Linked DNA regions of Mus musculus: regions 2, 3, 4, 5, 6 and 7 are each linked to region 1. The links are chromatin loops, found by intact Hi-C in ENCODE. Cell type or tissue: left cerebral cortex. All regions are shown on one strand. Region 1 has its middle 2.0 kb from the start of Cibar2. Region 2 has its middle 7.5 kb from the start of Gm32968. Region 3 overlaps Gm10614 (a long non-coding RNA gene). Region 4 has its middle 46 kb from the start of Gm32968. Region 5 has its middle 37 kb from the start of A330074K22Rik. Region 6 overlaps Gm27021 (predicted gene, 27021). Region 7 overlaps Gm27021 (predicted gene, 27021).

Region 1 (4,000 bases):
AGCCCTGGGAGGAGCCCAGCTGGTTGCTGGGCAACCAGGGCCTCCCCTGCGGGGTGAGGAGGGCCAGCTTTGCCTTGGGGCTTAACCACTCTCTGAAATGAATTGGAAGTGGGACACAGAACCTCCACATGCCTTTGAATATGGTGTTCTTGGGGGTTCAAAGTGCTTGTAACCACCAGGAACGGACAGGGAGATCCCCGAAGGGAGCTTGCCTGGGACTTCACCCTGGACCCTGCTGTGTAGAGTCTCCTCCACCCTCAAGGCAGAAGGCCCGGTGGGCGGGGCGTGGGAGCCAGTGTCACTGAGGGTGGGGGGAGTAGACGGTAAAGGGAAGCGGAGAAGGTGAACCAAAGGAGTGCGGGGGGGGGGGGTGCGGGGGGACAGGCAGCAGCTCAGAGGAGTGCCTAGCGAATCAGGCAGTCCTGGGCTTCCCAGAGTATGCGACTCCCACTGTTAGACTTGGGGAAGGTGACTCCAGCGTCAGAGCACTAACACGTTGAGAGGTCTGCGGGTCACAGCCCCCGCCCCGCCCCGCCCGCCCCGCCCCGCCCCACTCGCCCCGCCCCACTCCCCTTTTCACTTAAGGTGCAAAGCAGGCCTGGTGGTGGAGGCAGAGAACCCAAGGCAAGATATTGATAGTTCCACGGGACGCCTGTCACACTGGGTCGTTTTTTTGTGTGCGTCCCAGCTCCATCATGCTGGGATTTGTTTTAAACACTTAGTAAGGCAGAAACATTACGGTCAGCTGCTTCAGATTCAAACCCCACGCCTCAGCTCTGCTGTGTGGCCTGAAAGCAAAGCCCTGGTCTCTCTAGTCTCCTAGACAATCGCCCAATAGGAACTGGAGCCCCTGCGGCAGGGATGAGGAGATAGGTGGGCTGGGCACTGGGAGCCGGGTCCCCTGTCCAGCGAGCCCTCAGAGCACACCTGAGTGCTGGGTCTCTGTGGCACATGTGTTATGCTCCCCTTTTGGGGGGCAGGGACAGGTTTCCCCAGACAACACAAATCTCTGTGTGTCCTTTACGGTACTGTGCCCTCTGTTTAGGGGCAGCCATGGCCCTGAACTCCTACCGGGGCTGTGCCAGTCCTGTGATTTTTCTCTCTGAATGATGCTCTGTGTCTCCTGGTCCGTAATCCCTCCCTTCTGAGGTGTTAGCTGAATTGAAAAGTGTCTCCCCAAAGTACATGTCCACCCTGGGTCTCAGAGCATCGCCTTACTGGAAACGGGGTCTCAGCAGACAGGCTGAGCAGATGAGTCACTCCGGCATGGGAGATGGGGCTCATTCAGAGGCTGCTGTTCCAATCTGCAGAGAATCCGCCTCCTGTACCCATTGACGGACTGTGGCTTTTCTGTCTGTGGGTGAGGGATGCCAATGCCCCAAGAATATGGCCAGCTTCTGGAATGCAGAGGTGACTGAATCCCACCTCTGATAGCCAGTGGTGGACGACTACATCCCTGCCTCAGTCTGTCTGGGGTCTTCTCTATCTTAAGGAATCGGTTTCCTCCAGACCCCAGCTATTCCAGTTAATCAGCTTCGTCCCTGTCTGCCCTGTACTATAGCCTGTGACCACCAGAGGGCGACAGAGACCACACTCCAGTCCTCCTGCTTAGGGTGGCGGGATTGCAGAGGGGACACAGGAGACTGGAGACACAGGTATGGCATAGGTGTGGAGGACAGACTGTGCGAGGTCTCGTCATTGGCTCTCTTGGAATCCTTGGAAACCTTATGAATTTGAAAAAATGAAAACTGTCTCGGGCTATGCAGAACTAAGACATGGGGGTCAGAGTGGAGGTTGGCCGACTGGAGAGTCACCAACCCGCATTGTCCAGGGTGGCCACTGGAGGGCGCATATTCTCTGTCCTTGTCTGGTTCTCTGTAGTCCCTTTCCTGTCTTTCTCTGTGTCTCCGTGTTTCTCCTTGTTTCTCTGTCTTTATCTGTGTCTGTCTCTGCCTCTCTCTGTCTCCCTCTGTCTCTCTCTCTGTCACTGTCTGTCTGTCTGTCTGTCTGTCTGTCTGTCTGTCTGTCACTCTCTCTCCCTTCTCACAATAGATGCACATCTTGCTGAGCCATGTGGGTCAGGTACACATAGCATGAGGCCCAGCTTATATCTCAGGAAGGCAAGGACACACATCCTGGTCACTCCCCACCCAAGAAAGGAGCCCAGCTACCATCTGGCATTCGCCATGCTCACAGTCATGTGTGTTACATGGGATCCTGTCATATCTGTAGGAAGTTTTCCCTCCAGTCCCGGGGGCATGTCACATGGCAGTCCAGGTGTCCCCCTCTTGCTCCTGGGTCCCTGTGGTATCTGTGAGGCAGTCTCTGGCAGCTACGTTCTTAAACAACTAGGAAAAAAGAGGGGGAAAACTCAAGTTGAAAACCCAATGCCAACTCCCAGCCGTGGTCCACAAGCAGAAAACCCAGGACGACTCTGAGCAGAACCTGAGGGCTCAAGTGCCTCTCAGTTAGGCTTTGGCCTTGGGTGTGCTGTGTGACCTGGGCAGTCACTGTCCCTCTCTGGGAAGCTCTGTGAGGCTCTGGAGTAGGAGCAATGGTCTGGGAGCTGGCCCTGGAGATACGGGTTATAAGAGGTCACCTCCCCTACCACCATCTTTTTACTGATCCACAGATTCCTAAAGCCTGCATATTGTGCCTGCTACATGACCTCTTGCCCTCTGTCAGGTGATCTTGCTGTCACACTCACCTCCTATTAAGAAGGATTTAAATAGACAGGTCAAGAGAAACCAGGCTGGACTGGAGAGATGGCTCAGTGGTTAAGAGCACTGTCTGCTCTTCCAGAGTTCCTGAGTTCAATTCTCAGCAACCACATGGTGGCTCACAACCATCTGTAATGAGATCTGGTGCCCTCTTCTGGCATAGAGACAGGCAGGATGCTGTATACATTTTTTATATATATATAAAAAATATATATATATATGAGAGAGAGGCAGAGAGACAGAGAGACAGAGAGACACCAGGCTGTGTGATGTACACACTTGCCATCTGGATCCTTGTGAATGACGGCTGAATACTGGTCCATCCCAGACCATATGCTCGGATGTGATCTGTCACTGGAGGAATATAAACTAAGTGCCTACTGTGTGCACAGCCATCAATCACCAGGCACTTGGGCCATGTCTGTGAAAGAACAACAGACACGTGGCACTGTGTTCCCTCCGAGAACATTCTGTCTGGGAAAGCAGGAGGAGAGGCCAGCAGGCAAGATGCTCCAAACAGTTACACTGGCTTCAATCTTTCTCCAGAGGCGCCATAAAGGGGGAAGGTCTCCATGGCAACTCCCTGATCATATGCTGAGACCAATTTCTCAGAATGAGGTCAGAGGGCCAGAGCCACGACTGTATACACTGCCCAGTGTCGGGGCATTCCTCCACAGCCAGGGGCAGGGCAGGAAAGAGGTGGGATATACAGAACTTCCCACACAGGAGGCCCTACTGTGTGAGCTCACAGTGTCTTCCCTGGTGCTGGTATGTGTTAGACAGGGTCTTCCTCTGTAGCCCAGGCTGACCCTGGAGCCTGAGATCCTCTTGCCTCAGTTTCCAAGTGCTGCATGGAAGCACGCCAGGCTCTTGCTTGGTCCAGGTTGGCCCCGTGGCTCTCCCCTGCTGGCAGGGGGTGGTGACTGTGGGGCTTTCTCAGGTTTGCCAGGCTGATCTCGACCTCACTATGTAGCTAAGGATGACCTGGAACCTCTGATCTTCTCACCTTTAAATATACAACGACAGGCTGTGTGCAATGTGTAAATATGACCCGTGGCTCAGAAGTAGAACTCGCTCTCATGGGACACACAGAAGCCTGGGGTTCTGTCATTGTCCAGTGGCGAAACAAACAGGGGCCCCACTTGGTACCACACAAAATCAGCACCCTTCTGTGAGTCCCAGAACTGAGCAGGGGAAAGCCTCTACCCAGGGTGTAGCTGAAAGCTGGCCATAACTATTGGGCAAGCAAGCCACCATAGTTCTGGGATGACAGAGCATCC
Region 2 (4,000 bases), 140 kb after region 1:
CTGTTGCATGAACCTAAGATTCAGGATGCAGGACCATTCCCTGCCTGCCTTCCCGTCTGGTCTGTTGGGCCAAGCCCACCAGGACCCTGTGCAGACCTCAGAGCTCTGTGGCTCCCAGTCTGGGGAGGTGGGAGGGGTGGGCAGCTGCCCAGCCCGTTCTCCAGAGGAAAGCCGGATAGAGCCGAGATTTCTCTGGGGCAGTTGCCTGCCCACGTGCCCGCTTAGCCCCTGGCAAGGCTGCCATATCATACCTCAGCTGTACTCTTCCAGTTTCCCGTCTGAATGTCCTGTGTTGGGAGGTGGGCTGAGAAGGGAAAGAAGAAATCAAAGAGGAGGAGGAGGGGGAGGAGAAGAAGGGAGGATGGAGGAGGGGGAGGAGGAGGAGAGGGAGGAAAGACTGCTTGAGTGCGCTCTAATCTTCTTCCCAGCCGTTCAGCCTTCAGGAGCCTCCAATTAATCATTATTAATTTAATCCTCAATGACTCAGCCAAGTTCTGACAGAGACCAGCCGAGATTTATCCTACCTGTTCAGGGGATGACCCTAACAGAATTCAGTGGGTCGTCACTGCCCGAGCCAGGCCCCCCTTGGATCCCTCTGTGGGGATTTACCGAGACCCATGGCTTTCAGGGCATCGATGCGTCATCTCCAGTGGCTGAGTCACAAAGTGGCCGGCTGGGTTGCAGGGCTAGCCTGGCGAGGCCTTGCCACTGGAATGGCTGGAATGGGGTCTAGGAGACTGCAGGTTTTCATAGGTGCCCCTAGCCAGTGATACAGAATGGGGGTGGCGGCTCCTCTTAAACCAAACACCTGAGCTCCCCAGGGTCAGTTCTTGGCTTACTCTAGTAGGCGGCAGTCAGTGTTCGCTGCTTTAACAAATAGCTCCCCTTCCCGTGAGCTGTTGTTTCCTGCAGTGAAAATGGTTATATTTTCCAGCCAGGCATGGTGGTGCAGGCCTGTGATTCTAGAACTTGGGAGGCTGTAGTAGGAGGGTCACAAGTCTGAGGTCAGTGTGGGCTACAGAGGTACAGGGTACAGCCTCTAGATTCCATCTGTGTATATGTGTGCATGTACACCACACACACACACACACACACACACACACACACACCCCTACTTCGAACAAAAATGCACGTTTTTGCTGACATTGTGGCCCAGGAAGTGACCCTGGGGCCCTAGCATTGTCCCTCCTGTGTCCCACCTGGCCAGCGATGCAGGAAAACAGGCAGAAGTGACCACTTCTTTATGATGCTGTGTGGCCATGTCAGAAAAAGGAGAGGGATGTGGTATGCACCAGCTGTCTAAGCCCAGCAAGTGCCTAGCAATCAGGACAGGTAGCCAAGTGACCGGAGGCCTACCCTGTAGCCCATGGCCTGTGGCCTTTCCAGCCTCAGGTCCAGTCACACAGAGGTCAGCACACGGCCAGGAAGTGAGTGGGTCCATCTTTGGGTTTCTCTGTTGAGTCACACCCAAGGGTGCTACCAGGGAGCTGCCTGGGTGTGGCTGCCCTCCGGTGGTCAGCCAAGGTGCTGCTCCTGCCTGTCTCCTGCACGAAGCCCTCCCTGCCACCAGAGGGCGCAGGAGTGCCTGTCCTCTGCGCTGACCCTGTCGATTCAATTGTCTGTCTATATGAGCCCCAGACATGAAGTGGCTGTTACTTGACAAAGAGCCTGCCCTGTACCAATGATACCTGGACTTGTTCCTTGGACCTTCACAGCACCCCCACCCGGGTGCCACATCCAGGTTGCTCCCATCTTACAGTTAAGGAAACTGAGGCATCAGAAGGAGCTGGTGCCTTCCAGCAAGGGCCATAGGGCACGTGTGGGAGGAGCTAGCGGGATGGTGGAATACACCTGCAGCTTGTTGCTTTCTGAGGTACCTGGGTGTCGGTCTGGCTGGTTGGAGGTAGGGACACCCATGACATCAGGAGGCCTTCTAGTAAATGTGGGCATCCTCCTATAGCCTATTGCTAAGGGAAGTTTTCTTATCCATTTATTAAGAGTTGAGCCCCGGGCTGAGTAATGGCTCCGTAGTTAAGAGCACTGGCTGCTCTTCCAGAGGACCAGGGTTCAATTACCAGCAACCACATGGCAGCTCACAACTGTCTGTAGCTCCAATTCCAGGAGATCTGGCGCCTTCACAGGTATACATGCAGGCAAACCACCGATGCACATAAAATAAAATAAATAAAATTTAAAAAGACTTGACTCCGCCCCCATGGGACTCCGACCCCATGCTGGGAGTGGTGGGATACAGAAAGGGAAAAAAAACCAAACCCAGACTGGAGTGGGTACCTTTCTCTCTGGTTTGATAAAATGTCCTGCAAAAGCAATGGATGGATGGAAGGAAGGAAGGAAGGAAGGAAGGGAGGGAGGGAGGGAGGGAGGGAGAGAGGGGAGGGAAGGAAGCCAGGCAGGCAGGAAGGAAGTGTTTACTTTTACTCTCAGTTTGACAGGACAATCCAGCATGGAGGTAGGAGCATGAGACCACTGGGCACATGGCATCCAGAGTCAGCAAGCAGACAGAGTCGGATGCTGGTGCTCAGCTCGCCAGCCTGTGGCGTGTTGTGGCCCTCAGTCAGACTGAGTCTCCCCCCCCCCCTCAATAATTAGGTCTAGAAACTTCCTCACAAACGTGATTGGACACTTGTTTCTTAGAGGTGATTCTGATCTGGCCAAGTGACAGTCGAGAGTAACCGTTATGAACACTGAACCCCAAAAATGGTCTTTGAGGGGAAGTTCTCAATGAACATCCCCAAAAGAATATATACTTTTTTTTTAAGATTTTTTATTTATTGATTATATGTAAGTACACTGTAGCTGTCTTCAGACACTCCAGAAGAGGGAGTCAGATCTTGATACGGATGGTTGTGAGCCACCATGTGGTTGCTGGGATTTGAACTCCTGACCTTCGGAAGAGCAGTCGGGTACTCTTACCCACTGAGCCATCTCACCAGCCCAAGAATATATACTTTGCTGAGTTTGTTTACACAAACTCTAATCTAGCTACTTTGGAGGCAGAGGCGAGGAGGCCTGTCTGGACAACTTGGATAGCTTACTGCAACTGTCTCAAAAGAAAGAAAAATTGGGTGGGAGAGATGGCTTGGTGGTTAAGAGCACTGACTGCTCTTCCAGGGGTCCTGAGTTCAACTCCCGACACCCACATGGTGGCTCACAACCATCTTCTGTAACGGGATCCGATGCCCATTTCTGGTGCGTCTACAGCTACAGGGTACTCACATGCATAAAATAAATACATCCTTTAAAAAAAAAGAAAAAATTAAAAATTAAAAAGGACTAGGGATGTAGCTCAGGATATTGTGCCTAGTCTGCATAAGGCCCTGGATTTATTCCCCAGTACAGTAGCAATTCTCCAGTCCCCAACAACGATGACCATGGGGCTGGCAGGATAGTTCAGTGGGTTAGGAACCAGGAGTGTGCACCACGCTATAGGCCCGACTCAGGAGCCTAGGCTTTCTGCACTGACTGATGGTCTGAGTTCAATCCCCAGGGCCCAGCTGGAAGGTGGATCTCACCCTCTGACCTTCACACGTACACAGTGGCACAGGCACACCTAAACACATCACACGAAAGAGTAGGTGAATGAATAAATATAGAAATACAATTTTTAAAAAAAAAATGACTATGGCTTGCTGGAGAGATGGCTCAGAGGTTAAGAGCGCTGGCTGCTCTTCCAGAGGTGCTGAGTTCAATTACCAGCAACCACATGGTGGCTCACAACCATCTGTAATGAGATCTGGCGCCCTCTGCTGGGCTGCAGGCACACATGCAGGCAGAATGCTGTGTACATAATAAAATCTTTTTATACAGATGACCACGTGTTTTTGGTTTGTTTTTTTTTTTTTTTTAGCACTAAGGCTGTCTGGTCCGAATATGCCCTTGAACTCTGTCTACTTCCGCTTAGTCTGAAGCAGAAGATTTAGACCAGAGACCATTCTGGAGTCACCAGATCAAGGCCGGCTTCTTGGATCCTATGTTGCTG
Region 3 (4,000 bases), 420 kb after region 1:
TTCTGAGACTGCAGGCGCACACACCACACCAAACCCAGTTTGCTTTGTTTTTAACTAAAGAATAATAATTGGAAGCTGGAGAGATGGTTCAGTGATTAAGAGCCCTGGCTGCTCTTTTAGAGGTCCTGAGTTCAATTCCCAGCTCCCACATGGCAGCTCACAAGTGTAGACCCATGGGATCCCATGGCCTCTTCTGGTGTAGAAATATATATGCAGACAAAACACTGCTATACATAAAATACATAATACAAATACATCTTTTGATAGTTATTTGTTAAAAAAAAACTGTGTAAGAGAGGTGGATGTGGAGGGGGTCTAAAGGGGTCATCCTTAACTACATAGCCAGTTTGAAGATAGCCTGGGCTACAGCAGACCCAGTCTCAAAACCAAACAGTTGTATTGTACATGGTACTACACATGTTTAATCCCACTTCTCAAGATGCAGAGTCAGGCAGATTTCTGAATTTGAGGCCAGCCTGGTCTACAGAGCAAGCTCCAGGACAGCCAGGGCTACACAGAGGGGGGAAAAAAAAAATAAAGGAAACAAAAAACCAAAACAAAACAACAAATTCACAAATGCCTGTGCTGGAGAGACGGTTCACGCGCTCTTGCAGAGGACCCAGGTGTGCTTCCCAGCACCCACATCAGAGAGCTCACAACTCTCCATAACTATTGTCCCCGGGGGTCAGTGCCCTCTACTGGCCATTGAGTGTACTGCAAGCATGTGATGCATAGACAAGCAGGCAATGTACATACGTAAGTAGAAATTTAAATATCTACTTAAAATATTCATTTTACACATTTACTTGTTGAGTCCAATATGCTAGCTTGATATATCCAGATATAGTCCATATCTATAGCTAATACACACACACACACACACACACACACACATATGTTAGAATGATCCTAATTAACATCTACCCTCTCAAAATACAGGTCATTCCCTGTCATGAGGATATCCAAGTTCTGCTATCTGGATTGGGACAGAGCAGGTACTTTCCATGAACAGGGCCTTGGGCTCTAAACACAGGGCCCAAGGGCTCAGAGCGGCCCCATGCTCTAGCTGTCTTGAAGCATTATATGGGTGTGGATTTGTTTAATTTGAAAGAGCCTTCCCTGAACTCACTCTGGCCTTGAATGTGAAATCCTCCCACTCGGCCTCTCAGGTGCTCCTTTACAGATGTGGACCACTGTGCCGAGCTCAGAGTAGACATTGCTATTACAGTCTGTGGTCACCAGCCTGGATAGTGACTCCCAGAGGCCGCCTCTCATCTGTTGACACACTTTTTGTGCCCCCTGGCCACTGTTTCCTTTCTCCCCGCCTCGGGCCTGAAGGGGATGGGGTGGGGGGAGGATTTGCCACAGCAGGTAAATGAGACAATGTTACAGTTGTCTTCCGGGCCTGGCTTCTTTCACTTAGCATACTATTCACAGTCTTATAGCAAAGGACAGGTTTGTTTGTGTGTTTTTTAAAAAATATTTGAGTGGGACTGTGGTTGCACGAGCCTTTACTCCCAGCACTTGGGAGGCAGGGGCAGGGGCAGAGGCAGGTGGATCTCTGAGTTTGAGGTCAGCCTGGTCTACAGAGCAAGTTCCAGGACAGTCAGGGCTACACAGAAACTCTGTCCCCATAATCAAACCAAACCAAACCGCAATCAACAAAAACAAAAATAAAATAAACAAAACGACTAAAGAAATATTTCTTTTATGTAGTTAGGTGTAGCGGTTTGTGCACACAAGCGCAGGTGTCAGGGAGCCCAGAGGAGGCATACAGATGTCCTGTGTCCTGGAGATGGAGATCTGCAAACAGTCCTAAGCCTCATGATACGGGTGCTGAGAACCAAACTTGGGTCTTCTGCAACATGAGAACGGGACATGCTCTCAACCACTGAGCCATCTCTCCAGCCCCTTTGCTGCTTCTTATGGCTTCCTGGTACTATTACAGAATAAGACTTCATTCAGCCACTGAGGGACACTGTACCTGACTTGGCAGCTGTGAACGGGGTGAGCTGGGGTGGCACATCTCATCGATGCAGTTCCTGCTCTGTCCACTAGAGGGCAAAGAAAACCAGCGACCAGAGAACTTAGGAACCAGTCTTCAAGAATGGAGCTGGGTAAGGTGGTCCACACCTATCACCCCAGCACTCAGGAGGCTGAGACAGGAGGATTAATAGTTCAGGCCACACAGTAAGTCGCTGTCTTAAGAACAGAGGTATCAAGGAGAAGGGAAAAAGAGAGAAAGAAGGAAAGGAGATTCTGGGTGAAGCAGTTGGAAGATGAGGGTCTAGTCCCAGGATGAGGGGAGACCCACAGAAGCCCCTGCCACAGGGACACAGGAACACAGGGCTCAAGGGAATGTACTCCCAGGGGAAAGCCAGACCAGCTTGAAGAGAAGAGGAAATGGTGTTGGACCATAATGCAAAGTAAAAGATACCCCGGACCATCGTAGCATGAAGGATAAACAAAGAAATAAATAAGGCAGTCAAGACAATCACCATTCTGAAAGGGATACAGGATCCCTCCTCTGGGAGGCACCTCCCAATGCCTGTCCTGTCAATGTGGCTGTGCTTGGGGACTTCCCTCCAAAGAGCTCAGCACCAGCGGTTTTGAAAACTGTCAGTCTGCAGTGTGACCCCATAACATCCTGGGATGAGAAGGGTGGTCTACGCCCCTGCCTTCCTCCCACACGGCCCACAGCTTCCACAGCTCCAATTTAATCTCAAGAGAAATAGACAGGCTCCCAGCTGAGGCTTTGCTGGGTGTGGTAGCACACGCCTGTGATTCCGGAGCTGTGTGTGTGTGTGTGTGTATGTGTGTGTGTGTGTGTGTGCAAGGCAAGGGGATCAGAAGTGCAAAGGCATTCTCAGTGCAGAGCAAGTTCGAGGCCAGCCTGGAAGAGATGGGGCCCTGTCTCAAAACAAACAGAACTTGGCACTAACTTGTTGTTGTTGTTGATTTTGTTTTTGCTTTGAAAATGTTAGCATTTCCAAGCCACCAGGACACAGGCATCCCCGACACCGTTCATCTTCTCTTCAGCTCTTCTGCTAAACAATTTGGCCTTCAGGAAGACAGATCGCTTAGGGAACCTTCTGTTCCCCAGAACTTTGTAGTAGCCTGATTGCACAACATCAAGGATGGGAGCAGCTTCAGTCTTTTTTGTTTGTTTGTTTGTGTTTGTTTTTGTTTTTTTGTTTTTTGTTTTTTCTTGCAGCATTGACTCGTGTCTGCTCGCTATCCGGTGTCCACAGTTTGACAGCTGGGCAGAAGCTCTGGTTCCCCTTCAAGTGGTGATGCCTCATCCCAATCTTCCCAAAGTAACCTGCATGGGATTTGTCAAAATTGTTCCGGTGGTGATGCAGGCCTCTGGCATTCCCCGGCCTCCTGGGTGCTTGCGGTAGTTACTGTGGCTGTGGCTCGTGTGGCCCCGGAGTTTCTGGGTGTTCCTCATTTCATTGCATGGTGGCAGCAAAATGGAAAGAGCTTTTTCTTTTCCTTTCTTTTTTTTAATTTTAAAATTTTATTTATTTATTTATTTATTTTTGTTTTGTTTTGAGACAGGGTTTCTCTGCATATCCCTAGCTGTCCTGGAACTCAATTTGTAGATCAGGCTGGCCTCGAACTCAGAAATCCGCCTGCCTCTGCCTCCCAATGGTGGGATTAAAGGCATGTGCCACCATTGCCTGGCTACCTGTTTTTTTATTAACATTAACTTTTTGCTTATGTTTTCTGAGACAGGATCCCACTTAGCCCAGGCTGGGTTTTAACTTTCGACATAACTGTGATTGGCCTTGATGTGTTTTGTAAAGTCAACAATATGCTTTAAAGAGCGAGGTACGGTGCAGTGGGTTAGGGTACCTCAGCGGGCCCATGCTAAGGCAACCTTCCCTGCAAGGTACCAGCCGTAGGTCTAGTATAGCATAGAGTTTATTCTATTGAAGGGGGGTTGAGAAGGGAGTAGAGACAGAGAAAGAGAGAGGGGAGAGATAGAATGAGAGAA
Region 4 (4,000 bases), 100 kb after region 1:
AGCCTGGTCCAGGACAGCCAGGGCTATACAGAGAAATCCTGTCTCGAAGAAGAAGAAGAAGAAAAAAAAAAGTCATGTGTCCTAGGGAAGAGACCAATGTAAAGATGCTAAGATGCTTTATAGAGACCGAACCTGTGCGAGGACAGAAATGTCATTGAGTATGACCAGTCGGTGGAATGTGTCATCTCTGGGTACAGTGGGCCAGCAGTAGTGTCTCCATTCTGGCTGCTCCTTACTCTAGGATTCTGATGGCTGGGTGGGAGTGACCTCAGGTGCATACACCTCCTGTTGCTGCGCTGACGGGCACCCTCACCCTGAGAGCCTACTGGCAAATACACGTGGCTGTCTTTCACTTCAGGGAGCGTCCAGAGGTGCTGCTGGGCTGGAGTCACGGTGTGGGCAGGGCTGGGATCCAGAACATGGGCTCTCGTTCCCCCTTTTAGGCTTCAGAGACTACCTACCCGTGAGGGAGGTCATGGAAGGGCAGCAGGGACCTCACAGATGCAGTGTTCCTGTGTGACCCCGTGGAGAGCCTTGCTTATGGTCACGTGGCACCCAAGGTGCTCCCATTGGCCCCAGTGCAGCAAGCAGAGCTGGGATGGGAAACGTGGCTGACACGTGGCTGATGCACGTCTCTGCAGGCATGGGGCACACACACAGGTGTGAGGCACACAGCAGGTGGGAGCAACTCAGAGAGTGGCTCCCATCATCCTAGGACGGTGAGCTCCACTGGGTGGTTATTTATACTGTGGGGCTTCGTAAAACCCAGAGCCTCAGCACCCAACCTCCCAGGAGTCTTTGGTCTGAGAGAAAACATTGTACTGCTGAGGACTGTCTTGATCGCTCGCTAGCTCCAGAAGCAAGGGTGGCTGGCGGGCAGGGGCTGGCTTTATCCTGGCTAGGCCTGTCCATCATCAGCTGGAGCTGGGGGGTGGGGGAAGCAGGTGCTGGACAGATCGGGGTCTCTGGGCAGTGTGGTCCTGGTTTGGCCACATCTGCTGCAGGAAGCAGGGGAGGAGGGCCACACTGTCCAGCCTGCAGACAAGGGGCAGGCACTTGCAGGGTTACATTGTGGTAACCTGAGCCATGGGGTCACAGCTCTGTCTCTACGTGGGTCTTGCGGCCAGTTCCTAATTTTGCAAAGGATGGTCACAAAAGGCAGTCTCCTCTGAAGTGGCTGTCTCTTCCTACCTGGGCTCCTACACTGTCACATGACCCTGCTTCTGTATTTATCTCCTCCTCTTTATCACTGGAATCTGTCACCATCAAGAGCTTTATGTGCCGATCAAGGGCAGACCTGCGAGGGTCTGCAGGGGTCGCTGAGGCCCAGCCAGCATCATTCGAGGCACGGAGCTCTTCCTGCCGGGGGCATATGTGTCCTGCATCACCCTGACTCTGCGCAGCTGCAGTGTGTGTCTGGTGCACACAGACTTTCCACGCTGATGCTGGCTGTCCTGCATCCAGACAGGCAGGGATCTGAGAAAGCCTCACTTTGTTTATGGCCTTTGAATGTTGGGGTCCTATCACTTCACTTCTTCAAGCTGTTTCATGCTCTTTATCTGTGAAAGAGCCTAACTTGACCCAGACTGAGGACCTTCTCGAGACAGCAGAAGCTAACCCTAGGTGGAGTGGGGGAGTACCTCGAGCTAGTCTATGCCATGCTGCAGTTCCAGATATGGGCTCCAGGTGGCATCAAAACCCAACTCTGGGCCTCTAGAGGGACTGCGTGTATATAAAGCTGGTGTGTGTGTGAGAAATGTCACTGTAGGCTAGGATTCTGTGTGCAAGAGGACAAGTGTGTGAGTTGCAAGGAGCTTGAAGTATGCCCATGTCAGCTTCCCATTTCTCTGGGAACATGAAGGCATGAGGTACCACGGAGAACCATTGCAGGACATTCCAGCTGCAGGGATTCTACATATGCATTACATACATACACACACACACACACACACACACACGTACATACACACTGACACACATACACTCTTATACACAGACATATACATACACACATACACTTACACATATAAACACTAAAACACATATACACAAAGACACACATACATTCATTCACACACGTTCACACACAAAGACTCACATACATATACATGCATATACACAAAGACAATCATACACAGATATACATACACATACATATACTCACACAGACACACACACACACACAAAGACACACATATATATATATATATAACATACACAAAGACACATATACACAGATATACATACACACACATATACTCACATAGACACACACACACATAAAGACACATACATACATATACACAGATATACATCATATACACATATACTCACACAGACACACACACATAAAGACACACATACATGTATACACACAAAGACATACAATACATACTCTGACACACATATGCTCACACAGACATATACACACATATATACGCACGTGCACACATGCACACACACAGAGGCATTCTCTGGGAGATATGATCCACAGATACACAGGAGCAAGCCACAATTTATATCCTGGTCACCTAATTACTCCCAGCCGTGGAGGAGGGAGCTGTGGAGGCTTTGCAGGGCTTGGGGCCTGATATCCCCAAATCCCAGCGGGGCTGGGGGCTGGGGGCGGGGGGACTCCGGCGCCAGGCTGCTCCACCCCTGTCCTCCTTAGAGGCCCCAGATTCCAAGGAGCCTGGAGGGATGGCAGACATCCAGGGGTGCTGGGCTCACAAGCCTGTGAACAGGAAACTTTCTGGGAGCAACCTGGGTCTGAGGCCATCTCATAATACCCTGGCCAGAGCTGAAGAGGGCAGAGCTCACAGGCCCAGCTCCTACTGCACAGGGCTGCTTTGTCTCTAACTGATAGCCTGGGGGAGCTAACCAAGTGGTTGCTACCGTCCTCTCTGACTGACATATCCCATCCCAGGCCTGTTACCTCCCATCTCTGGCCCTTTGAGTTTCTACTTCCCACTGCCTAGAGTGCTGTTCCACTGTTCCCAGGGCTGCCACCAAGGCACCGGTGACCACTGTGGGCTGCTGTTGTCCTTTGTCTCTGACGACAAGAGTCCCCTGTGCTAAAGTCAGCACTGTGCACCCTACGTCTGTCTAAAGTGTGGGAAGCGTGCTGGGGCACATTTGTTCAAATGGACAGACAGATGGACATTGGACAGATGGCAGTGGCACCTGGGTGAGTGGAGAAGGGGAGGCTGCTGTTTCCAGTGGGCACAGGAGGAGCTGAGACTGAGTGAGCTGGTACCTGAGGCCTGTCTTGGGACCTAGGGCTTCCTTCTGCCTCTCTGCCCCTCTGCCCCTCTGCCCCTCTGCCCCTCTGCCTCTGCCTGTCTGCTTTTCTCTCTGCCTCTCTTTAACTGCCTTTCTGCCTCTCTCTCTCTGCCTCTCTCTCTCTCTCTCTCTGCCTGCCTCTGCTCCTCTGCCTCTCTCTCTCTGCCTCTGGCTCTTTCTCTGCCTCTCTGCTCTCTCTCTCTGCCTCTCTTCCTCTCTTTCTGCCTCTCTTCCTCTCTGCCTCTGCCCCTCTGCCTCTCTCTCTCTTCTTTGCCTCTCTGCCTCTTTGCCTCTCTCTTTCTCTGCCCCACGCTGCTCCCCTCTACCTCTCTCTCTCTCTCTGTCTCCTTTGCCTCTCTTTCTCTGCCCCCTCTCTCTCTGCCCCCCTCTGCCTCTCTCTGTCTCTCTCTCTGTCTCTCTCTCTCTCTCTCTGCCTCTCTGCCTCCCCCCCAACTTGGCTCAGGTACCCATACCCTGAACTAAACTACCAGCCAAGGACCTGCATGTACTGGGGTTCAGAAGTGTGGGACTGATTGTGGGTCTCCAGCTCGTGGCCTCAGAGCCCTGCCTATGCCTCTCTCCTTGTTCGCCTTGATCTTGGAGGAGGCTCAGGCATGATGGAGCTGATCCATAGTCTCCGATGGAGACACCCAGACCAGAGCTGTGTGGCAGGTGGCTGTGCACCCAGAGAGGCTCTGTCTGCAGGCTTCTCCAGGGG
Region 5 (4,000 bases), 86 kb after region 1:
CTGTGTACATGTCAGGGGTCTGTGAAAGACTGGGGCTGCTTTGTGCCCACGTGTCTCCCCACCAGGACCTTGTGCAGGCACCGAGACAAGTCTGTTGGAGCAGTGCACAGATACCTTGCCTGGCTTATTGGTGGGAGTGAGGTTCATTACGATGACATGGATCCTTCAGCATTGGAGGTGACCCTGGGCACACCTCTCCAGAGGCATCTCAGGGCTTTTTCTGTGTTTAATGAGTGTCCTTTCCATGGCTGCTAACACTCTGAGAGGGGTGGAGAGGCCGGTGAGGCGTACAGATTCAGGAGGGACCATACGCAAGCTCCCAAGTCCCTGGGATGCCTCTGAATGGCTAGTGTGGGAGTCTTTCTTCCCCAGAGTCTCCACCGTGAATCCGAGGCTTGGGGACTGGAGCACAGAGGTCACACCCCAGCTGTGTGTCCCAGGTAGCCCAGCACAGGTGTTCCCTCTTGTTCCTTTGTTGATGCTCCAGTTTTGTGGGCTCACATGGGAGGCAGTGACTCCTCTTCCAAGCTCAGGTTTGTGGTAACGTACGGAGTGCCAGCCTCGGCTCAAGGACACAATGCCGTCTCGGGGAGCCCCTGGGACTGCTTTCTCCGTGCAATGCCCTGCCCTTCTGGGTCCCCCTCCAGCTTCCTGCCCCATCATGGCCAGTGTGCCTTTTGTACATGTCACAACTTCCAGCTCCTGGTAGACACCCTCTGCGTGTTTTTATAACAACCAAACAACCTGTGAAACTCTGTATTCTATGTATTCTCAAGTCCTTTGAGGACTTAAAAAAAAAAATCAATGCAAGCAGCTCAGGCTGGAATGCACGAAGCCCTGGTTCCACCCTCAGCACCCCAGAAACCGGAGGAGCAATAGTTCAAGGTCAGCCGTGGGTGCATAACAAGTTCAAATCCAGCCTGGGCTACGTGAGACCATTATCTTTAAAAGAAAAAAAATTTTTTTTTTTGAAGCTTTGGCTAAGTTGAAAATAATTTGGGTAGATTTGGGCTCAGATGGGCTCACAGCATCAGATTGCTGTCCTTGACCCCACTGTCCAGCCACCTGTGAGCACCTTACTCTTTCTTATTCTGAACCCCTCTGGAGCTGGCATGCACGAACTCATGGCCCCTGCTCCCATCTCTAATGACTCTATGTCTCCTAACGGTTTATGGTCTGTGAATAGTCCTTACACTTCCCATGTTAGCTCACCAGACCCCGCTCCTGTGGCTCTGTCTTTCCCTCGGGCATTTTATCCCTAGGTTCCTGCCTTTGCAGGACATGGGCAGTGTCCGTGCTTGTACCCACTTTACAGATGACTTGCCTAAGGCTCAGAGTTGCATTTCTTAGTTTCTGTTCTGGTTTCTTGACCCCATGGGTAACGTGAACTTTAAGGGAGGGGCAGGTATCAATATTTTCCAGGATGGCCCAGCCTGGGGGAGGAACTACATTAAGATATTTCAGGTGTACCCTCCACTGTTTTGTCCCCACCCCAGCAGGCTGCAGCTGTCCCACCTGGTGTCCCGTGTCATCACAGCTGGTGTGGAATGCTCCTGCCCTGAACCCTCCAAGTACCCTCTGTCCACCAAACAAGGGAGGGGAATCCCCTGCCACCGCCACCAACCAGAAACCGCAGTGGCGGAGCCGCTCTGGTCCCCTCAGCCGTGGGTGGTTGTAAAAATAGTGCTGGGTTTCAGTTGGAGCCACGGGGCTGGCGGGGGGTCGGTGTCCCCTCCTGGAGGAATCACCCGCCACATGTTGCCAGGAGCTTTGGCTGGGAGAGGCAAGCGCAGCTCCAGGCCGGCGAGCGGGCGGCCGCGCAGATGGAAACCCGATCAGCGCGGCGCACAGACTGTTTGATTTATTTTAAAATCAAGCAGATGGCAGTGGTGGGGTTTGTTTAAGTTCAGCTCAGAACCGGGCCCTCGGCCAGGAGCCTCAGGCAGCTGAGCCAAAAATTTTTCAATGACTTTGGTCGGCAACCCACCTCTTCCCTCCCTGTATGAACTTCAGCCCTGCCACACACAGGGAGGCCTTCGAGGGCCTTCTCCAGGGTTGGCCCCTTTGTCTCTGTCTTGCTGGGTCTGTCTCCCCCCTCCCTCATTCCCCCCCATTCCCCACCACTCCCCTGCTCACTAACCTCCACTCTCTGCCCCTCCTGGTGTGAGTCTGGGTGTCTGTCTCCATATCCCCCTACTGCTCCCCCCCACCCCTCCCTGTCTCAGGAACTTTCCAGAATCATCCTCCTGTTCCCCACTTTCTCCAGCTTCCTCACACCCTGCCCCCACCCTCCTGCTCCCCCAGAGGCCCCTCCCCCCACCCAGCAAGGCTCATGGGAGAACAGCCAAGCCTTTGTGGCATTTGGGCCCGTCCCCTCTCTGAGACGCCTGTGGCTGGGAAAACCAGGCCCCCAGCTATAAAATCCTGGAGCCAGCCTCTGGGTCAAGTGGCCTGGCCCGCCCAAAGGCAGGGAGGCCAGGGAAGTGGCCTTCTGGTCACAGGTCACCCTCTGCAGCTGTCCTCCTTGGCTGGGGGCGGGGTGGCCTGTGTTATGGGAGGAACCCACTGTGCAGCTGGCTCACTGGGGAGGTCAGCTGCTCCAGAAAGACACACACACACTCACTCTTTCATGCACACACACAGTCTTTCATACTCACACACATACACTCACATATACATACTCACAAACACATATACACTCACATACACACATACTCACATACACACTCACTCTTTCACACACACACACACTCTTTCATACACACACACACATACACTCACATACACACACTCACAAACACACATATACACTCACATACACATATACACATACACACATATATACTCACATACACACACATATACACTCACATACATATATACTCACATATACATATACACTCACATACATATACACATTCATACATACCCACATACACATACATACTCACATACACACACATATACACACACATACTCACATACATACACATACACCCTTCATATGCCTGCACTACTCACCTCCACACACACCAGACCTGCTTCTCACGCACACCTCCATTCTCCACTTGCACACACCAACATGCATGCACATACACCTCTCACATGTAAAGCCAGGGATTTCCAGCTCACAAAGAGACATGTGTCTCGTACACATACATCGTGAACATGGTAAGCCATGGCACCCCCTTTCCTCTTTCCCAGGATGAGCCAGGCAATGGCTCTCAAGCCCAGTGCCTCTGTCTGCCCAGCTCGGCTCTCAAGCCCAAGCAGCACTCGCTTACAGTCCAGGGAGGCCAGCCTTGGTTTGCCTTACTGTCTCTTTTGCCACAGTTCCTAAATACGATGAGGTTATCAATAGCAGCTGTCTCTTTACCCCAGCTCCCCAGGCAAGGTGGGATACTACATGGAATTCCCCCAGCACAGTCTCGACTTGGGCAGGAGGCCAGAGCCTCATCAGGTCCTCTTGGAGCTGGGTATCTTTCTGCCTCTGGGTGGAGAGGCTGGAAACAGAGTTTCCAACTCAGCCACCTTCCCACAGCTTCACCGTGGACGAGCCGGGCCAGCCTGGGGAGGGTAGGAGAGGGACGCATAGACCACCCTGGTTCATGGCTGCTCACAGTCTACAGAGGTCTGGGCTGTATCCGCATTTCTTGTTCCTGCTCTTAGGTCACATCATGGTGACAGGGAAGATCCTCTGGTGCCATGGCCTCTTTGTTCTCTGGCATCCAAGTGACAGCATTCTCATGCTCTTGGGACTGTACCCTGCCGCTTACTACACGGACCCTGCCCTGCTCCGGGGCCTCAGGGTTACATCTGTGAAAGAAGCTTGGTGCCCTGGAGGGTATTTGGGGACCCTGGGCTGAGTGTGGCCAGGAGGAAGCATACCCCCACACACACACCCAGGCCCCCCAAGCAATCCCGATGGTTTCACAGCCTCTGAAGATTTTCACGAGAGCCCCTCCAGGGTGCTTATGTGTGATTCCCACCTGACACCCAT
Region 6 (4,000 bases), 440 kb after region 1:
ACCAGCACTCACTGGCAGCCAGAACATCTCCCTTCTTACCTATCACATCTTCAGACCCCAGCCCCACTGGTCTACTCTCTCCTTCCTGTGTCTACTTCTCTCTCTCTGCATCTCCTCCAAGTCCCCCTTGGGTTTCCTTGCTCCCCCATCCCCTCTCCCTGACACTGCAGCCAAGCCTGTGAGTCTGATCATACCATGAATCCCATGACACCATGTCGCAAGGACAGGTATGAGCAGCCTTTCCCAAGACCTGCCCCCTGGAACACCTGGCCTCCTGACATGCTCCAGGAGAAAGGGGCTTTGTGATCAAATGAGTTTGGGATCCATACAAATGTGTTGACAGAATCCCATCTACTTTGTCTTCCTGCTGGGTAACTTACAACCCTGCCAGATAAAGGCTCTGAGAAGTCCTTCACAAGGAAAAGATTTTTTTGTTTTGTTTTGTTTTTTGTTTTGTTTTGTTTTTTTTTTCATTTTTGAAGCAAGATCTCATTCCAGCTCAGGCTAACCAGGAACTCACTCAGCAGTCAGGTTACCCACAAATGCAAAGTGATCCTGTTACCCCAACCTCCCCGGAGCTGGGATTGCAGGCACGAGCTACCACAGAAAGCATGAAAAGCAAGTGCCTGGTGTTCACAGAGGCCAGAGAGAGCATCAGATCCCCTGGAATTCAAAGTGCAGGTGGTTTTGAGCCACTCTGTGGGTGCTGGGTACCAAACCTGAGTCCTCCAGAAGATCAACAAATGTCCTTAACCACAGAACCATTGTCTCTCCACATCTGGTGAGAAGGGTTTTAATTTGGTCTAACCACACGTAAGATAACCGTAGAACTCCATCTGGAGAGACGCCTGGTTCACATCCAGAACCAAGAGTCACGAAGATAATTCTGGAACATGCCGGTCACAGCTACCCCATCTTTCAGCCCAGCTTCCAGCCTGTACCTCCGCCCTCTCCTTCAGGGCCATTAGCACACAGCTCCCAGACTGCTCCTGCTCTCCCGACTTACTGGTTCCCTTAGCCCCCTTCACACCTTTGAATATGCGGGTGTCCTGCCTGGAACACACTTTCTTTCTTTGCCAGGGAAATGAGCTTCTATCCATCCCTCAAAACCCATCCCTCAAAACCCAGCATAGCATGCTCATCTTTGGAGAAGGTGGCTCAGGCTATGAACTCATGACCTCTTTGACCTGTCTTCACTCATGTATTCGTAAGCAATGAGAAGATGGCTCTTCCCTCTGCTTTTGCTAAGGCCATCTACACCTAGAGGTGACCACCACTTCCTTATTGGTCGCCATGAGCCCAGCTCAGAGCCTGGAGAACAGAGTAAGGGACTGAGCTTAATTAATGGAAACCTTCAGACACCTTTGAACTTGACATCCTGTCTTTACCCCAAAGAACACCAGACTTGGGGCTGCAGAGAGTGAATGGAGCCCCGGATGAATGTGTATTGTTGGAAAGGGCACAGCCATGCCAAGGACCCCAGTACCTCAGATCCACAGAAACGGCAAAGCCTCCCTGGGTCTGAGCAGTGATGTTGATAGCAGTATCCCTCTCCCAGATGTTTGCAGTTCAGATGTTGCTCCTTGCACCCTAGACCTGGCACCAAGACTGGCTAACCCCTTCTCCTTATGCTGTTCATAAGAAACACACCAAGTTTCCCTTCTGCGTTCTGGCACCACAGTACTGCCCTCCCTCAGAGGACATACAGCCTACCTGATTCTGGCTTTTCTGTCTGCCTTTCCTTCATTCTCACGTGGCCCCCTGGAAAGCTGACTAGCTTTCCAGGACCAAGCAGACAGGGGGCAATTAAACAAAACAAAACAAAACAATCCCCACAGAGTTCTGGACTAGAGATGGCTCAGCGGTTAAGAACACTGACTGCTCTTCCAGAGGTCCTGAGTTCAAGTCCCAGCAACCATGGTGGCTCACAACCATCTGTAATGAGATCTGATGCCCTCTTCTGGTGCATCTGAAGACAGCAACAGTGTACTTACATTCATAAATTAAATTTCTTTTTTTTTTTAAAGTAGTCATGGAATTCTGAGTCACTGTTTCTAATTTACCCCAGGGAAGCCATGGCCACTGTCAGGATATCCCTGAGCTGTAGTGCTTCAGTCCTGGGGGGAAGGGGGGAGACTCGAGGGGGTGCGGACTCCGAAATTTATTCTAAAGAACAGAATGGGTGGAAGTGACAACCCTTGTCCTTCTGTGGGCCACTGGCTGTGTGGGAGATGAGACACTGTCCTAGGAGGACACCAAGTATTCCAGAGCCTGGAGGTCATGTTTGCTATAGCCTGGGCTTCTGGGGTATACCTTGATCTCAGCACTTGAAGGCTGAGGCAAGAGACTCAGGAATCCAAGGCCAGCCAAGAGACACAGAAAGACTGTCTCAAGAAACAAAAGCTAAGCTGGGCGGTGGCTCATGCCTTTAATCCCAGCACTCAGGAGGCAGAGGTGCTCTCTACGAGTTCAAGGCCAGCCTGGTCTACAAAGTGAGTTCCATGTCAGTCAGGGCTACATAGTAAGATCCTGTCTTGAAAAAAGACAACAAATAGAACCACACACATACACACACACACACACATGCGTGCACACTCAATTAATTTTTTTAGATTTATTTATTTATTTTATGTCTATGAGTACATTGTAGCTATCTTCAGACACAACAGAAGAGGGCATCTGATCTCATTACAAATGGTTGTGAGCCTCCACGTGGTTGCTGGGACTTGAACTCAGGACCTCTGGAAGAACAGTCAGTGCTTTTAACTGCTGAGCCATCTCTCCAGCCTAGTGCTCAGTTATTTTAGCCCTGTCCCAGAAACACAATCAAACAAAAGCCAAAAAGAATTGTTGCTGGAGGCTCTGATCCAGCAGGCCAGGGCTGTGGAACACAGGGCAGGATGGACACAGGCAACCAGCCTTGTCTGGCTTCTGTCTCCCGGCTTGCTCTGCACGAAGGCCCAGGAATGCCCAGAACGTCGGTCTAAAGTAGTGATTGATAAGTCCCAGATGTAGAAACCTCTCTCATCTTCCCTCAGGGCTGAAGACACAGTGACTGAGATACCGTGGGCCTCAACAGTCTCCCAGTCCCTCAGAAAAGACATTGTCTCCCCAGCAGTGCCCTCAACCTGCAGTGAGCCAGGACAACAGGAGGTACGCAACGCGTCACCCATGGTAAGACAATGCCTATAAGTACCAGCCAGTCACCTCAAGCAGTATGTGAACAGGACAGTGACCAGCCAAGAGTCACCTTGACCACGGCTGATGAACCATACTCCTACATGGCCATTTTGATGAAAACCCTGTCCTGTCTCTTTCTTTGTTTGTTTGTTTGAGACAGGGTCTCACTACATATCCGTGGATTCCCAAACTTTCAATCCCCCTGCCTCAGCTCCCCTCTGTGCTGGGATTGCAGGCATGAGCCACGGCAACATCTTCATGGACAAATCTTGGGATGACACAATCCAACCCACAACAGCACAGGACACTGAGTATCATCACATGTCAGTCAGTACCACGTGTTCATACTGTGTGCACATTGTCACGTAGTCACATGGCAGCGACAGGGAGATGCTGGGCTGGAGAGATGGCTCAGGGGCTAAGAGCATGGACTGATCTTTCAGAGAGGACCTGGGTTCAGTTCAATTCCCAGCTCCCAACTGTCTGTAATCCCAGGATCCAACATCCTCACACAGACATATACACAAGGAGAAAACACCATTGGATGCACACACACATACACACACCCATACACACACACATACACTCAAACACACACACACACACACACACACACTCACACACATACACACACGCGTTGGTGGTGGCAGCATATGCCTTTAATCCAGCACTTGGGAGGCAGAGGTAGGTAGAACTCTGTGAGTTTAAGGCCAGCCTGGTGTACAGAGTGAATTTCAGGACAGCTAGGACTACAAAGAAAAACCCTGTCTCAAAAATAGAGTGAGAAATTTACCCCACAATGATAGAGGTCCCCCCCCTC
Region 7 (4,000 bases), 430 kb after region 1:
GGGCGGGGAGCAGGGGAGGAGAGACCTATCAGGGCAGACTGAACTAGACCCAGGCAGGCCAGGCTGGCTTGGGCTCTGATGACACGGGGCAAGGCAGGCCGAGACAGGACATTAACACAAGTCAATGCACAGAGGTATCCACGAGAGGGGTGCCACGCTGGAGGGTTTGAGCTGAGGCAGGAAGGGGACAGGAAAGCACAGGATGAGGAGACACCACGGTGGCTGCCTTCCCTGCTCCGGGCTACATATGTGCAACACAGATTGGCTCTGGCCGTTCATCACCCAGTCTACAGGTACTTACTAAATGGGTGACCTCTCTGGATTGCACACTTGATACTTTGTTAAAAGCCAACATTATCCTCATGATGTATTAAGTTAAACGGTTTTTTAGATTTCCAAAATTAGTAAAATGAACTTAAAACATTTTATTCGTTTTTTATTACTTTACTACTTTATTTATTTAATTATTATTTACTTACTTATAGACAGAGTCTTATTGTGTGTACTCAGCTGGTCTAGAACGTGCTGTGTGAACCAGGCCAGCCTTTCCTCCATTCTCCCAAGTGCTGGGATTAAAGGTGTGTGTGCCTCTACACCATTGAATTACTCTGTGCGGGGCTGGAGAGATGGCTCAGCGGTTAATAGTACTAACTGCTCTTCCAGAGGTCCTACTGCTCTTCCAGAGGTCCTGAGTCCAATTCCCAGCAACCACATGGTGGCTCACAACCATCTGTAATGGTGTCTGATGCCCTCTTCTGGTGTGTGTGAAGGGAGTGATGGTCATGTACTCATATGCATAAAATAAATACATCTTTAAAAAAAATAAAATAAAAAAATAATTTCTCTGTGCATGTGTGCATGTGCGCTTGTGTTTGCGCGTGTGTGCATGCGTGTGCATGCGTGTGTGCATGTGTGTGTGTGCGTGTGCATGTGTGTGTGTGTGATTGCATGTGCATGTGTGTATGTGCGCGTGTGCATGTGTGTGCTGGCTTCAGTTCTTTCCTTCCACTGTGTGGGTGCTGGAAAACCTAACACGTCACCTGGCTGGGTACATGGCATCTTTACCAGCTGAGCATCTCAATTTAACTCGGTCTTTTGTGGGAGCGTAAATATTCAAATGGAGGGGCGGGGCATGCGGCCACAGTCATTACACTATACACCCGTGACTAGATACCTCTAGGAAGTTTCACTCATGTATGTTACTTACATGAACACCCTCTCATAAGGCCTAGGAAGCCCCCACCCCCTCACCGGCACGTACTAGCCACACACTCCTCTCCACCAATCCTCAAACCCCACCAGCACCAGGCTCCGCCCACACCCTTCTCAGAACAGTGGGTTGTTTCCCTCCCAGGGATGACCACCAAATTTGGGTACCTCCTATTCAGACACATTCCCAATATATCTTGACTGGAGGGTAAGAGGGCCAATCCAGCCTGAACCGGTTGGGGAGTCCATGGGCAAGAAAGCAAAACTATATCCTCAAGTGAACTTTTAGAGAGAACCCCTGCTTGTCACTTTATGCAAAATTATGCATTCGTTGCATTGATTAAAATCAGATGGATTATGAGAAAGGGATATTGCATAGTAGGTCTGTGATTATAGGACCTAACTTGCCAAACGAGAATGAAAGTGGTTATGAGCACTGGCTGGCTTAGGCTCACAAGCCTCTGTAACTCCTGTCCTAGGGGATCCATTGCCCTCTTCTGGCCTCTGTCGGTACTGCATGCACGAGGTACTCGGTTATTTTTGTTTGGTTGGTTGGTTTTTGTTTGTTTTTTGTCTTTTTCGATACAGGGTTTCTCTGTGTAGCCCTGGCTGTCCTGGAACTCACTTTGTAGACCAGGCTGGCCTCAAACTTGGAAATCCGCCTGCCTCTGCCTCCCGAGTGCTGGGATTAAAGGCGTGCGCCATGAAAACAGAAACTACCCTTGCTATGCCACTCAATAACCCTACCACTCACTCTGTCTCACCCCAAAAGGTAACTGAGCCCCTCGAGTGTCTTCGCCAATAGCGGCTGTCCTTGTGGTACTTCCTTGTTTTAAATAACAATTTCCTGGCTGCTTCGCAATCTCTGTGAGCTTATTTCCACACCTGGTGAAAAGCCTGGACACGCTGGGCTCCCAACCTCGACTGCCGGTGATGTCGCCCCTGGCGAGGAAGGCACACACACCCCAAAACCCAAAAACCAGGACCCGCAAGTCACAAAGGAGCTTTATTTATAAATCTCGCTCAGGATGTAGGTCCCATACCTGTAAAACAACTTGTAAAAAACAGAGGCCCTGCTCTGGCGAGAAGTCCTTCTGCTCTGGGGCCTCGAGGGCCGAGGTCCATGGTCACGGTGACCGTAGGGCAGGGTGGCCTCCTCTTCACCAAGCCGGGGTCTGGGTTGGTGCGGACTCAGAGGCCACGGATGTCTGCTCCGTTGAGGCCAGCCACCTGCTGTACTCTTCTGGCCATCCATGTCTTGGTCCAGGACCCAATTCGCTGTTCCCCATCCAGCTGCTCAGGTAGCCACGCCCCCAACACCCGGGGCAGCGGGGCAGGTTGCTGCCACACAGGTCTCGCCGCTTCAGGCTTCAGGTTCCAGCTCTCCATCGTCTTGATAAGACCCCAGCTCATCCATCCAGACTAGGAGAAAGAGAAGGGTAACATCAGGGAGGGAGGGCTCTGCTGTGTCAGCTTCCTCCCTGGGCCTAACCTTTTTCACTTCAGGCCACCACCCTAGTCTCCCACAGCCTAGCATCAGAGTCACAGAGGCTGGAAGATATCCCCAGTACCTCAGGTCCCCCAATACCTGGAGCCCCTCTGGGGGCTGAGGGAGGGGTCAGAGTTGGGGTGCTTTCTCAGGACTCCTGGAGATTGTGACAAGTGTTCCCAGCTTGCAGGGCCCTGGTCTAGACTACTGCTCTTCCTTGTCTTAAGCCCCATGGGTAGCATTGATAACACGGGCATGCGCAGGGCCTGAGGTCCTTGTGAGACATCTCTGTCTCTCTTCTCACCTTCCCTGGACAGAGGTTCAGAGACTCTCCTCTGAGGAGCAGGTAAAATTCCGGCTCAGGAATTTTGGAAGCAAGGTGGAGCCAAAAAAGAATGTTTCAAGAGACTGTAGCCCCCTCGGGAACCTCGTACCCCACAGTTGTCCAGGCTAAAAGGGACTTCTCCCAGGATTCAGGGGCCCCCTAAGCACTTAGCTTCGGGCTGAAATGTCACCCCTCAATTCTGTGGGGTAAATAATGACTTTGGGGACCTTACAGGAGGGGGTACTGAGGCCTGGAGAGAGATACTTTCTTGTGGCAGAGCAGAGGGGCTGGTTCTCTGATGTCCTCTGTGTCTGCCTAGACATTAGCTATGGAGCTGAGAAGCAATGGACTGGCAGCCTGGCTCTTCTCCAACCTTGCTGTGCCCGCTGAGGTGAGTCCCATTCTTTCCCTGGGTCCTCTCCTTCCCCTTTCTCTTAAGCAGAGCTACAAATAATACCTACAGCTCAGGCACTGGAACGAGAGCTAACTGAGGTGTGCCTCCATCACGTAGCCTGGCAAGGGGCTCTGGGAAAGGCTGCAAAGGATTATGGTTTGGCTGTTCTTGTCCCCGGAAGGCCCTGTGTGCAGGAAGCTTGGCCCTCCATGTGGTGATGCTGAGAGATGCTAGTTTCTTTAAGAGGGCAGCCTGATGGGCTGACGAGATACCTGGTGTGGCTGCCCTCTGCAGGGACTCAGGGCGGACCTCTGGGATCTGAGCTGCTTCTCTCTTAAGACTTAAACGGAGTGAGCAAGGGTGGTCTACCCTCCTGCTGATCCCTACCTCTCTCTCCCTGCGACCTATTCCTTTTGGGCTCCCTCCCCTAGGATGCCACCCAACCCCAATGGGACTCATCTCCACATCAGCTGTTCACCAGCCTCTGTGAGCCTCAGTTTGCCCATCGGTAGCGGAGGATCTATACTGAGTCTGCTTCCGAGCAGCAGTGAGAAAACCACCTATTTCCTCAGAACATGTACCA

The links. Hi-C counts contacts between places; a loop is a spot of excess contacts. Peaks named below come from ENCODE experiments on the same cell type or tissue, not always from the same donor. Only the 100,000 strongest peaks of a DNase experiment are listed, where the experiment ranks them.
Region 2: a loop joins it to region 1, with 9 times the contacts of the local background. A loop is called at or near these places in 23 of 42 quality-filtered maps.
Region 3: it touches region 1 in a loop (2.4-fold over the local background); 16 of 42 quality-filtered maps call a loop at or near these places.
Region 4: a loop joins it to region 1, with 6 times the contacts of the local background. A loop is called at or near these places in 17 of 42 quality-filtered maps.
Region 5: it touches region 1 in a loop (2.8-fold over the local background); 14 of 42 quality-filtered maps call a loop at or near these places.
Region 6: it touches region 1 in a loop (3-fold over the local background); 15 of 42 quality-filtered maps call a loop at or near these places.
Region 7: it touches region 1 in a loop (4-fold over the local background); 20 of 42 quality-filtered maps call a loop at or near these places.

The regions. Positions count from the first base shown.
Region 1 is chr8:120,177,504-120,181,503 of GRCm38, forward strand. No RefSeq gene overlaps it. Among named protein-coding and RNA genes, the nearest start is that of Cibar2, 2.0 kb to the left of the region's middle. In left cerebral cortex, CTCF peaks have their summits at 1,608 (motif pointing right) and 1,807 (motif pointing right); DNase peaks (open chromatin) are centred at 12, 1,619 and 1,799; H3K4me3 peaks cover 216 bases.
Region 2 is chr8:120,318,133-120,322,132 of GRCm38, forward strand. It overlaps a transcript of Gse1 not described here. Among named protein-coding and RNA genes, the nearest start is that of Gm32968, 7.5 kb to the right of the region's middle. In left cerebral cortex, CTCF peaks have their summits at 1,532, 1,735 and 3,766 (motif pointing left); a DNase peak (open chromatin) is centred at 1,521.
Region 3 is chr8:120,594,116-120,598,115 of GRCm38, forward strand. It overlaps Gm10614 (a long non-coding RNA gene), which reads left to right. Exons shown (of 4, transcript XR_003947476.1): 2 at 1-995; 3 at 1,717-4,000. Among named protein-coding and RNA genes, the nearest start is that of Gm10614, 6.9 kb to the left of the region's middle. In left cerebral cortex, CTCF peaks have their summits at 695 (motif pointing left) and 2,038 (motif pointing right); a DNase peak (open chromatin) is centred at 2,047.
Region 4 is chr8:120,279,980-120,283,979 of GRCm38, forward strand. It overlaps a transcript of Gse1 not described here. Among named protein-coding and RNA genes, the nearest start is that of Gm32968, 46 kb to the right of the region's middle. In left cerebral cortex, a CTCF peak has its summit at 1,669 (motif pointing right); a DNase peak (open chromatin) is centred at 1,683; H3K27ac peaks cover 109 bases.
Region 5 is chr8:120,263,218-120,267,217 of GRCm38, forward strand. It overlaps a transcript of Gse1 not described here. Among named protein-coding and RNA genes, the nearest start is that of A330074K22Rik, 37 kb to the left of the region's middle. In left cerebral cortex, no CTCF peak of the experiment used is centred here; DNase peaks (open chromatin) are centred at 1,863 and 2,480; H3K27ac peaks cover 313 bases.
Region 6 is chr8:120,612,737-120,616,736 of GRCm38, forward strand. The region is part of intron 2 of Gm27021 (predicted gene, 27021); the gene reads right to left. The region is part of intron 2 of 1190005I06Rik (RIKEN cDNA 1190005I06 gene); the gene reads right to left. Among named protein-coding and RNA genes, the nearest start is that of Gm33075, 14 kb to the right of the region's middle. In left cerebral cortex, a CTCF peak has its summit at 1,961 (motif pointing left); no DNase peak of the experiment used is centred here.
Region 7 is chr8:120,606,400-120,610,399 of GRCm38, forward strand. Gm27021 (predicted gene, 27021) reads right to left here. Exons shown (of 4, transcript NM_001308449.1): 4 at 2,201-2,631. The coding sequence ends at 2,573. 1190005I06Rik (RIKEN cDNA 1190005I06 gene) reads right to left here. Exons shown (of 4, transcript NM_197988.3): 4 at 2,203-2,631. The coding sequence ends at 2,573. Among named protein-coding and RNA genes, the nearest start is that of Gm10614, 19 kb to the left of the region's middle. In left cerebral cortex, a CTCF peak has its summit at 1,709 (motif pointing left); a DNase peak (open chromatin) is centred at 1,707.